Linked DNA regions of Homo sapiens: region 2 is linked to region 1. The links are chromatin contacts, found by Hi-C in ENCODE. All regions are on one chromosome and are shown on one strand. Each heading gives the region's core, a stretch centred on a gene start or an enhancer-like site at or near the end of the contact. The rest is flanking DNA. Distances are from core to core; before and after follow the strand shown. Region 1 overlaps MYO5A (myosin VA). Region 2 overlaps ATOSA (atos homolog A).

Region 1 (6,611 bases), core at 1,070-3,569:
TACAGGTTAGGCGAATAATACAAGGCTGCAGTGTTCATCTGATATCTTGAAAGCACAACTGTATGCATACTAAGTACCAAAAAGATCACCGAGAGAAATCCTCAAGGAAGAAAAGAACACAGAAGTGGCATTAGACCCAAGCCAGCTGCTGGCCATGCTTGCACCTTGATCATGATAAGACAATTACTAGAGAACGAAGCAGCACAAATAATTAGATATTAAGGTTATCGGCCAGGCACAGTGGCTCACGCCTATAATCCCAGCACTTTCGGAGGCCAAGGTGGGCAGATTGCCTGAGGTCAAGAGTTCCAGACCAGCCTGGCCAACATGGTGAAACCCCATCTCTACTAAAAATACAAAAATTGGCCGGGCACGGTGGCACACACCTGTAGTCCCAGCTACTCTGGAGGCTGAGGCAGGATAATCTCTTGAACCCTGGAGGTGGAGGTTGCTGTGAGCCAAGATTGTGCCACTGCACTCCATCCTGGGCGACAGCGAGAATCCGTCTTGGAAAAAAAAAAAAAAGGTTATGAAATTCTCATTCAGTAATTTCCAAACATCTAGAGAGATCAAGAGTACACTTTGCTTCCCTTAAATCTGACAGCCCTAAGATGTTAAGTGGTATGATTGAACTGATAGAGAAAATCATCCAAATTGGGTGGTCGGGTTCTCAGTATGACTGAGAGAAACTGACAGGACAATGGGAATCATAACAGAAAGATCAAAATTGATTGTCAGTCTATTTTAGGTTGTAAAAATCTCATGAACTAAAGGACATTTTTTCTTGAGTGACAGGTACTCCAACTGTATACGCTGAGAGGGTATTTTGAGAGAAAAATGCAGCATAAGCAAACAAAGACTCTAAAAGAACTTGTGCCTCAGCCTTTTCCCCAGATGTCAAGCCGGCATCCTGGCAGTGACTTGACCACACTTTCTTCATCAAGATGGACTTCTCTAGAAATAAGAATTTCATTCTGTCTGTAAAAACTAAGAAAGGATATTATTTCCTTTACCCCTCTATAGTGGCTTTTCAGTTATATTAAAAAACGTCATCCATGAGTTAAGTATTTCTTAAGACATATAAAACTAAAATGTTTAAATATTATAAAACTTACAACTAAAATTGCTTTCTTTTTTTATTATTATAAAATTTCATTTTCCCTGTACTCATTTTTTCCTCATTTTCTTAGTTATTTAAACTTCTCTTACAGACATTTTCATCAGTATTTTAGTATGCTTTATACAGAAGAGGTTTTCTGTTTTGCTAACTTGTTCTACAGATTTCCTAAAAGCTACTGGAAACATTGTTAATCTGTATCTGAAATAATCAGCTACCAACTGTATCAAAAGCACTTCCTTTTATTTGACCTGTGAATTACTTATCTGAAGCTTCAAAAGATGCCTAAGCTATTTTTGTAGTGAATAAGTCAGCATTGCCCTCTTCAGGTGCCTCATAGTGTTAGAAGCTTCCACCAGATCAAAAGTTCATTCTTCATCTTTCCAGATGGAAGAAGAGCATAAATTTTTTAAACAGTGCCTCACATCCTCTTAATCATTCTAGTTTATTTTTAATTTTTCTGAATCTCAATTCCCTTACTTACAAAATAAACCAATTAGACTGTATATACAATTACATTTGAGAACATGGGCTCTGGAGTTAGACAGATCCAGAAGCTCCAATACTTTCCAACTGTGTGACCTTGAACAATTACCCAACTTTCTTCCTCAGGATTCTCATCCATAAAACTGGTTATTAGTAATACCTGCCTCAGAGAGTTGTGATGCAGATAAATTAGATAAGGCTTAAAACCACTACACAGTTTTGTCGCCAGCCCAACCCCAGGCCAAACCCCGATTCAGGTACCTCATTGTGCTGCATCTGAATTCCTTTACTATACTCTACGATGTACTATGTGATCTGGCCCCTACCCACAGGTTTAACAGCAACTCACTGGGGTCTTCTCCCTTCCCCTGAGCTCTGGCTGTGCCAGCCTTCTGTTGTTCCTAGAACACCCAAACTACAAGTTCAATGCCATTGCTGTACCCACTGCCTAGAACACCTTCCCCTCATTTCCCATCTCTTCTTAGGACTAGTTCCTTCTCACTCTTCTGGTCTCAGTTTATATATGCGTTTTTCTCAGAAAAAGTCCACCCTGACTACTCTATAGATTGTTTTGGTTATGTGGGATTCTTTGTGTCCCTAACTAGCCAGAAAGCCTGTGAGGGCAGGGACAACGAACACCGAAACCTAGAACAATGTTTGGTAACTAGCAGGTACTCAATAAATATGTGTGAAATGAAAGTGCTTAGCATAGTGTTTAGCTGACTGAAAAAATAGGTTAGGAGCAGGATGTGAAAGACCTCATGTGCCATGGTAGGCAGTTTGGCCTATATACTGCATGAGACAGGGATTCATCACAGGCTTTTAAGCAGAGTAATGAATGACCAGATGTTTCCAACACCCTAGTTCTAATCAGCAGTCTTTTAATCATAAACAAAAGCACATCTTGTACAACTCCTGCTTATGATTAGTCGTTTTCCTAGTTATGTATATATGACTGTCACTCACATTTAGCCTGTAGACAGGATTTATCTAATATACACATAATTGCTTCCAAAATGTCATCCATATTAGGCAAATAGAGACTGTATTGGCCACACTGGGAGTCAGCTTTACCTAAGGGCAGGGGCAAGGAGGGACATTTCACTGGTATTACCTCATTAATGATGAGCACTAGAAGGGAGATTCTTGACCTGGAAACAGCAGCCTTGGTAGTAAGGTCAGGGCAAGATTATTACGGAATTCTATAATGAGCTGGCTTTGAGAGGGCAAATGAGTAGGCCATCTTGCTGCTGGCTGAGACACCTTAAGCAAAAAAGCCCTGTTGGCCTGCATCTTTAAGTGGAAGTGTTAAACTTTGGGCTGCATGATGCTTTCTTATTAACTCCTCCCATGATCCCCTATCCTTGCCCCTTTTATTAAGTGTCCTTTTAGCTTAATTTTAGCCGAGAAAAGCAGCTATGAAAGTTGATCTAGGTTTTATAATTTTGAAAGAATGGTTGGTATAAAATATTTTTCAGAAAAATAAAAAACTTCTGGGTGCCAAAATACATCATAAACAAACCCAAAATACAGGGTGACCAAAAATATATTTGTAAAAAAGCAAAGTCCCTTAATGTATAAAGAACTTTTGCCTGTAGTCCCAGCTACTTGGGAGGCTAGGGCAGGAGGATTGCTTGAATTCAGGAATTCGAAAGTATAGTGCGCTATGATCATGCCACTGCACTCCAGCCTGAGCAACAGAGCAAGACCCTGTCTCTAGAAAATAAATAGAATAAATTTAAAAAGACTTTTAAAAAGAACTCTTACAAATCATTAAGAAAAAGATACATCTTGAGATTTTTTTCGCCCAAGATGGCTGACTAGAGGCTTTTCTAGCACACTTCATAAACTCAGAAGAACCAAAATAGTGTGTAGACAATCATACTTTGAACATATTATCCATGATAATATGTTTGACATGAAAAGCAATGAGTCCAACAGAAAAGCAAAAAGAAACTCCAAAATCTGAGAAGAAGGAAGGTAGGTAGCCCGTATGGCCAGGACCGGCCAAAAACCAGGAGTGAATCCCCAATATGGAAAAGGGTACATATCTCTCTGTGGTCCACTTTCCCACTAGGGAATCGAGCAATCCAGACCACAGGAAAGTACCTTGCCCCTTCTAAGCCCTAGATCTAACATGCGGAGCAGCCAGGAGACTGTGAGAAGGAACTGCTTGAGGAAGTATCCCAGGCATTCCTTCAGACTGGACACCTACAGCAGGACCCTATTCTCTTTCCTAGCTCTTACTTAGCAAGCTGCACCTCACACGCCTGGGAGCTAGCCACAGCAGCAGCAGTCTTTGGCAGTAGAGAGACTCAGGCTGGGGCTTGGGGAACTGAAACCTGTGGGAGGGGCTCCCACAGCCAGAACTGAGAAATGAGTGTGGTATGGGCTCCAGCTGCTGGTGCTGAAACTGGGCTCCCCCCAACCCCACCCATGGACCAGAGGAGGAGAAGTGCCAGAGAGGTGTAGTATTGAGCTGCACAGTGACTCCTATAGCCCAAGACTGCACTGCAGACGAGAAGCAAACTGTAGTGACTAAGTGAACAGCCAGACTGGCTAACATAGTTGAGATGGGGGCATGAACCTTGCCAAGACTGGGGTGTAAGAGGGAAGCAGGTCCCATGTCTGCCAGCCAAGGCTGTGAAGCTAGAACCACCCTCCCTTCCCAGGCTGAGACATCAGCATAACAGTGGTCAGCCCTAACCCAGGTATTTTACCAGAGGCCTAAATCAGGGTAGGTAGCCACTCCCATCAGGGTAGGTGGTCTGAGTGCAGGCCTAGCTAACTTAGCTCCATTCCAGCTTTGCCCCCCACTCCAAGATAGGGTGCAGGATCCAGGCCCCTGGGGGTTCCATGGCCCAATCCACCTTCTGGGACAGCCTGAAGAGCCCACTGCAACAATTAACACAAGAGCACAGCACTTGAGAAAGAGAAGAGCTTCTCACAACTACTGCCCCTATCACCCATGACATCACAGCTGCACAGGAGGTTGTGTGTCTGCTCACTGCCTGGTACGCCACTACAACCAGCATTCAAGAAAGCTACCGCATTAAGGCTATGTATATCCAAGGAAATCATACAAAGTCTTTGTCACTTCATGCAGACAAATGGCCCTACCCAATCAGCATCATAGTCACATCTTCAGATACACAGAAATCAACATATAGGAAGTATGAAAAAGCAAGGTATTATGGCGCCCTCAAAGGAACAAAATAATTATTTGGCAATAGATCCTAAGCAGAACAAAAATCCTTGAAATGTCGATAAATAATTCAAAGTATTGATTTTAAAGAAGCTCAATGAGATGCAAGAGAAATCTGCAAACTAATATAAAGAAAATCAGAAAATCAATTTAGGATGCACATGAGGAATTTACAGGAGACAGATTTCAAAAACAAACAGAAATTCTGGGTCTGAAAAATTATTGAAGGAATTACAAAATACATTTGAAATGCTTCAAAAATAGACTAGACTAAGCAGAAAAAAAGAATCTCAAAACTTGAAGACAAGTCTTTTGAAATAACATAATCAGACAAAAGTGAGGAAAAAAGAATGAATAAAGACATCAAGATATTAGGGTCTACATAAGGCAACCAAGCTTACGAATTATTGGTATTCTCAAGGAGGAAGAAAATGCAAAAAGTTCTGAAAACCTATTTAAGGAAATAATTGATGAAAATTTCCCAAGTCAAGAAAGAGATTTAGACATCCAGCTACAGGAGGCCCAGCAATCCCCAGGAAAATAAACTGCAAAAAAAACTTCACCACAGCATATTATCATCAGACTGTCTAAAGTCAAAGTGAAGGAAAAAAATTTTAAATCGGCAAGAGAAAAGCACACTTAGTTGCCTATAAAGGAAACCCCATCAGACTAATGGCACACTTCTCAGCAGAACTCTCACAGGCCAGAAGAGAATGGGATGGCATTTTCAAAGTGATGAAAGAAAAAAGAAAAACCTAGCAGCCAATAATTTTATGTCCAGCAAGATTAAGCTTCATAAAACAAAACCTCACATATCAGCGAATTAATAAGAAAAAGATAAACAACCTAGTAGCAAATAGGCAAAAGAAAAAAACAGGTAGCGAACAGAAGCACCATTTAAAAAGTTAAACAAAGAAAAGATGGACCAGGTGCAGTGGCTCATGTCTGTAATCCCAGCACTTTGAGAAGCTGAGGCATGAGGATTGCTTGAGCCTAGGAGTTGGAGACCAGCCTGGGCAATACAGTGAGACCTCATCTCTAGACAAAATTGTCCCAACTATTCGGGAGGATCACCCGAGCTGGGAAGGCAGAGGCTGCAGTGAGCCGAGGTCACACCACTGTACACCAGCCTGGGTGACAGAATGAGATCCTGTCTCAGAAAAATAAAAAATTAAAAAGATGTGCAGTCTCACTAATAATTAAGCAAATGCAAATTTAAAATACAGTATTAGGCCAGGTACAATGGCTAATATCTATAATCCCAGCATTTTGAGAGGCTGAGGTGGGAGTACTGCTTGAGCCCAGGAGTTCAAGCCCAGCTTGGGCAAGACGGTGAGACCCCGTCTCTACAAAAATGTAAAAAAAATTTTTTTTAATTAGCTGGGTGTGGTGGTGTGCACCTGTAGTTCCAGTTACTTGGGAGGCTGGGGTGGGAGAACCACTTGAGCCCAGGAGTTCAAGGCTGTAGTGATTTATGATCATGCCAGTGCACTCCAGCCTTGGTGACAGAGACAGACCCTGTCTCTATAAAACATAATAACAAAATATTTAAAAGTTGCAAATTAAATTTGAAAATATTTAAAGGATTGAAAATAACCTGTGTTAGGAAGAAAGTGGACAAACAGGTATTTTCATATATTGGTGATGGAATCAACAGGCACAACCTTTGAGAGAGCAATTTGGTAATTTCTTCAACAATGTGAAATACATATTTCAGGGATGCATACTGAAATAGGTGGTGAGGGAACCTTTAATTTTGTACTTTACATACTTCCATATTTCTCATTTTTTCATGAGTAAGTA
Region 2 (6,076 bases), core at 2,489-4,988, 200 kb after region 1:
TCTAATAATATCTTGTATACACATAAGTCAGATTTAATAAGAATCAAGATCAGGTATTAAGAATTCACTTTTAATATCCTATATACTTTGTCTTTGTAAATTAGTATCACCACTATTACATAAAATGTGTGCAGAGGTGCATACGGGTTTTTCTTTATCCATACTTCTTTTAAAGATATATTCTGGGATGTTGTTAATCTCCTGCTATTACAAAGAATGCTATGTTTGATTCAATCTGAAATTGAAAACCAATCACACATTTTTTATTATAATAAAATAACATTTTATGAAAAGTTTTTCCATGAAGACAATGGATCCCATATTTACTTGTCCCTTTGACAACTGCAACTTTGTGAAATAATATTTTGTAGATGAAGAAACTGAATCATAGAAATTAAGGTAGCCGTTGGGTTACCCTGTAAGAATCACCAACTCTAGGTTTAATTCCAAGTGCTGTTTTTTTTTCCACAATTACCTATCACTGATACATGTCATTACCTCTGCTAATAGAGACAAACAGTCATACAAATGACTGATTCTGCAGTTTAAATTCTGGAGAATGTTAACAGAAATCTGGTAGAGTGACACAGTTGTATGTGTATTTAGCCAATCTTGTGTAGGTGTAAGGAGACTCAATCATTAAGTCCCCAAAGCTTTAATACTGTTTGCTTTGCATTTAACATTTTTTAAAATTTGCTTATTTGAAACTATTTCACATTGGTTTGCTTCCAAGTGATATGACTAAACTCTTTTGGCTACCTCAAACTCTAGCATGTCTAAAACTGAATTAGTTTTCCTCTGAATAAGAGTCACCATTATTATCAGTGGCATCCTCCCAATTCCCTAAGCTAACAAACTTCGGAGAGAACATACTCATTGACTGTGTGTTTAGTAAGTGCCTGGCACAACCACTTCACTCAGATTATGTCATTCTAATAAAGTTATAAAATGGTGTAAAATACTATTACTATCCCAGTTTTAATCAATAAAATGGAAACTCAGAAAAGTCAGCAACTTTAGCTTACACAGAGAAGGTAACAAAATCAAATCTTGAACACTTTTAGTTCTAAGTGCTAAAACAATCTGTAGAATTAATGTGTGTAAAATTAATATAAAGAGTTGAGACTATAATTTTCTTTTTAAATAAAGTAGAAAAAAGAAAAAATCAGTCATCATTGCTTATAGCAAGATTGGTAAATAACTTGTTTTTGGGCAGGGGTCGATAGGGATGTTGTCATGGGGGAGCAATGTGAAATGTCTAATTGTGGATTGCAGTCAAAAAAATTGTAAAGTCACTGCTCCATCTGACACTGTCTCTCAATTACTACCATCCCCTCCACTGTCTCCAAATAGATATTGGTTTTTACCATATCATATTCAACAAACATGGACTTTGGAAGCACAATAGCTGAAATTAGGTAGAATTTTACTAAATAGAGTTGGAGAAAATAGTCGCTAGAGACGTACAGCCAAAATTCATATACATCACAGGCTGCCACCACTCAATTCTACTGGCCCTCTTTTACTAGAGGTGACACTACTTCTAAAGACACAGATGTTTAGAGATCCCTAAGGATTCACAATGTACAAATCCTATAACTACTGAATATAGCTTTCTGTGTAGAGGGAGATAATAGTTGTCTTTTTCCTTATATAAATGCTAGAGTCAACCTTTCTGTCAAGAGCTCTCCGTTTTCAATGCAATTTCAGTTTATAAAGTACTTATCATTTGAATACCTCAATAGTTTTCACCATTTTAGACCAGCAAGATTTTAACTACAGCACCTAAGAGAGGAAACATCAGTAAGACCTCATAAACTGAGTGCCTCAATTGAAGCTCGCACTTAATGGGAATAAATTTTCATTCTTCATTCACAAAAACAAAACAAACCATCAAACATGCATGCTCCCTTCCCATTCAAACTCAAAATATAGGAGACCACCACAAACAGAAAGGGATAGTGGAGGCCAGGCATGGTGGCTCATGCTTGTAATTCCAGACTTTAGGAGGCTGATACAGGAAGATTGCTTGAGGACATGAGTTTAAGACCAGGCTGAGCAACAGAGTGAGACCTCGTTTCTACAAAAAAAAAAAAAAAAAAAAAAAAAAAGTTAAAAATCAGCTGGGCATGGTGATGCACACCTGTAGTACCAGCTTCTCAGGGACTGAGGCAGAAGGATTGCTTGAGCCTAGGAACTGGAGGTTGCAGTGAGCCACGATTAAGCCACTGTACTCCAGCCTGGGCAACAGGGCAAGAACCTGTCTCAAAAAACAAAAAAAGAAAGGGATAGTAGAGTGTACAATTTCTGTAAGTTTGTACGGGCCATCTGATACTCTCTTACTCCTCTGGGCCAGCTCCCCTACCCCCAACCCCCAGCTCTTCTAAAACATCATAGGGTAACCTCAGCTTCTGATTCACCTGTTGCCCCAGGAAGAAAGGACTTTGTTTTTTGTTTCTTGTTTTTTTCAAACCACAAGTTTCTGAGGGCAGAGGCCATGTTAGTTCTTGCTCATCACAGTACTTCTAGCACATATGTGCCAGGCACATTGAAAGTGCTTGGTTATACTTGTTTCAGTGAACAAGAGAGGGAGAATGGTCCAGATGTCTAAGGTTTTACTATTTCTAACAGTTAAATTCTAAAATGTTGTCATATTTAACCAATATGACTATATAATCACAACTGTTTATTGCAGAAGGAAATATTCATAAGAATTCCTATCACTTTGAAAAAGAACATTTTGTCAAAATATGGGTGTTTGGTAGAAACATTTTAGAAATAGAGCATTTCTAAAACAAAATCCAAGTGTTTTGTACTAAATCAAAACAAGCATCCCATGTTGTCAATCCCTTGATTTCATACAAGGACCCATGTAAATTACAAAATATTAGATGCAATATCCTACAAAACACAGCTGGGGCAAATGAGCTATTTTAATCTATATTTAAGCTATCTAAGTACAGAATGAAATACCAGTTAATGAAAGACAAGACTTGAGTGCACTAGCAGAACAGTAAAATGACTATTAGGGTTATCATAAAATTCATTGCCCACTGAGGTGGGAGGTTTGCTTGAGGCCAGGAGTTCAAGACCATCTTGGCCAACATAGCAAGACCTGTCTCTAAAAAGAAAAAAATATATATTAAAAAAATAAAAAAGTAAAATTCATGATCCAAACAGTGGTAACACACTTAGAGTGAAAGGAGACCATTGTGAAATAGGATTGGACACAGGACAACAGGCATAAACCAGGATCATCCTATGTAGCATTTAACCCAGCCCATCAAAGTAGTTTGAACTTAATGGTACAGTTAGAGATATAAAACAGTTAAATATGTTAAATTTTTTAAGCGTGAATTTTGTATTTCATGAAACTCACTGATATAAGCCCAAAAATAAAATTATGATATCTTAGAACTTACATAGTAGTTGTTGAGCAAGCAACAGGCGCTTAATTTTTTATCAAGCATCTAATAAATACTAATTCTGTGCCAACCTGTGACAGGTATGAGGAAAACAGCTGGGAAGAAGTCAGATGTCATCACCACCCTTGAAGAACAATTATTCTAGTGAAGGAGACAGTATAATATGAAGAAATGAGGGAAGCACAAACTATCATATAGTACCTGGCCTTCTTTCAGTTCCTAAAGCATGCCAGACTCTTTCTAAATTCAGAACCTTTGCACATATACCTTTGGCCTGGGATGTTCTTTCCCCTTACACAGCTGGTGCCTTCTCATCCTCTGCTCATTTTCTCAGGGGCCTTACCTAACCAAAGAGGACTTCTCCTTGCTCTCACTTAGTCACTCTCTTAGCCTTCGTATATTTCCTTCAGCGCACTTGGAATGTGTTTATCTTACGCACTGAAGAAATGCTAATTTATTAACAATAACAACAGGCAAATTTATTGAGTATTTATTCAGAATCAAATACTATTTTCTTTTCTTTTTTGAGACAGAGTTTCGCTTTTTTTGCCTAGGCTGGAGTGCAATGGCTCGATGTTGGCTCACTGCAACATCCGCCTCCCGGGTTCAAGCAATTCTCCTGCCTCAGCCTCCTGAGGAGCTGGGATTACAAGCATGGGCCACCAATCCCAGCTAATTTTTTTATATTTTTAGTAGAGATGGGGTTTCTTCTTGTTGGTAAGGCTGGTCTCAAACTCCCAACCTCAGGTGATCCACCCGCCTTGGTCTCCCAAAGTACCGGGATTACAGGCGTGAGCCACTGTGCCTGGCCTAAATACTATTTTCTAAGCACCTTATATGGATTATCTCATTTCCTCATTACAGTAGCCCTTTAAGTAGGTATTATCACTAGCCTCATTTTTTACACATTGAAACTAAAGAAAAAAATTGTCCTCTATATTTCTAAATAATTAGTTTATACCATTTCCTGATTTAATTTGACAATTATCTCTAATTTCTTATTTCTTTATATCCATCTCTTTCTCAGCTTCCTAGTTTCAAGGATGAAATGTCTTATTTACTTTGAGTCTACTTATTACCATTCGACTTACTTCTAAGAGTATCTATGTATTACTTTGAGAACAATGTCAAAATATAATCACCTAGCCTGTTTCTTTCCAGTTTCCTGATAAAAGCCAGATGATCATTATTTCATTTCTGGTGCCAGAACCTAGAGGCAATTGTGCTCTGCTAGAGGCATGAAGTAATACAAAATACAGAAAATATTCCAGCAACTAGCAGGGAATTTGAGTTTTACTTTTTTAGTTGGACAGGTTGCTTTTCTCTGGGTCTTACATTTTCTCAACTGTAAAAATGAAAGAAACTCACACACTCTAAAGATCTTTCCAACTGTGGTTTCTAGTGACAGAGTGATTTTGTAATTTCAGAATAACAAAATTATTTTCACGCCCTCAGCTTTTTAAAGTGGATTTAATATGTACCACTGTGTAACCTGAATGTTGTTGTTTTGTTGTTGTTAGCAACTTAGAGTACCCTGGTAAATACCTCAATTCTGCACCATAAGCTACAACAAAAGGTACAGGCCATGGTTAGGCTACGACCTCCTGGACCACAGAAGTGTGCCTGCAGAACCAGCATTCAATCAACACAATAATTATTCAAAGGCATAGGTATGTTCTTTACTTCAATTTCTGAATAGTTAGTATGCCAACTTAAGAAGGACACACATGCTTAGATAAACAATATTTAAGAAAGGAGTTATGCCAGCAGAAATCTTACAAGCCAGGCCAAAAAAAAAAAAAAAAAAAAACAGCAAAAAAAAGGAGTAATGAATGATCAAATCTTAGACCCAGAAGGAACCTCCAAAATTATCGAATCTAATCTCTTAACAGATGAGGCAACTGGTAGTCAAAGAGGTTGGTGATTATTCACACAGATAGTGGCAAACCAAGACTAGGAAACTGAGATTGCTTCTTAGTGCTCTACCACAATATACTGAACAAACCTCACTCTTATGACCACCATTTTTTTTTAAAGCTTTAGTGTGAAAGTGTTTATCTGGTTGGAGAGAGAAGAAGATACATCTCTACTCTTAACACAGCTAGGAAAGCTTATTAGTATCATGGGGACTCCCTGCATTCTCAGACCTTACATGAAACTGAAGGGTATGAAAGCCTCTAATCCCATAGAATTCAAACTTCTGCCAGCAATTATCTGGAATGAAAAATGGAATCTCCAGTTTTACTCTGTATTTTTCTTCCATTTGTTTTAACACACAGCTATTTCAAAATAAATAGTGCAGCTTACTACTCTGACAAAAAGAGTATTATAAAACAACAGACATAGGGCCGGGCACGGTGGCTCAAGCCTGTAATCCCAGCACTTTGGGAGGCCAAGGAGGGCGGATCACAAGGTCAGGAGATCGAGACCATCCTGGCTAACACAGTGAAACCCCGTCTCTACTAAAAATACAAAAAATTAGCAGGGCACGGTGGCGGGTGCCTGTAGTCCCAGCTGCTCGGGAGGCTGAGGCAGGAGAATGGCGTGAACCCGGGAGGCGGAGCTTGCAGTGAGCTGAGATCGAGCCACTGCACTCCAGCCTGAGCGACAGAGCAAGACTCCGTCTCAAAAAAAAAAAAAAAAAAGACATA

What was found. Hi-C counts contacts between places; a loop is a spot of excess contacts on that map. Pooled maps may share reads with other maps.
Region 2: a map with no recorded cell type shows a loop between it and region 1 (5-fold over the local background). The contact joins two enhancer-like sites. A Hi-C loop is called at or near these places in 4 of 37 single-sample maps with no recorded cell type and 4 of 50 pooled maps.

What each region holds. Positions count from the first base shown.
Region 1 is chr15:52,462,337-52,468,947 of GRCh38, forward strand. The region is part of intron 1 of MYO5A (myosin VA); the gene reads right to left. Among named protein-coding and RNA genes, the nearest start is that of MYO5A, 63 kb to the right of the region's middle. RefSeq lists enhancers at 3,427-4,182, 3,827-4,116. Within about 2 kb of position 2,320, at least 6 of the 41 ENCODE cell types and tissues checked have a DNase peak (open chromatin) inside an H3K27ac peak, as active enhancers do.
Region 2 is chr15:52,656,718-52,662,793 of GRCh38, forward strand. All of the region lies in intron 2 of ATOSA (atos homolog A), which reads right to left. Among named protein-coding and RNA genes, the nearest start is that of ATOSA, 20 kb to the right of the region's middle. RefSeq lists an enhancer at 2,366-2,555. Within about 2 kb of position 3,739, at least 2 of the 41 ENCODE cell types and tissues checked have a DNase peak (open chromatin) inside an H3K27ac peak, as active enhancers do.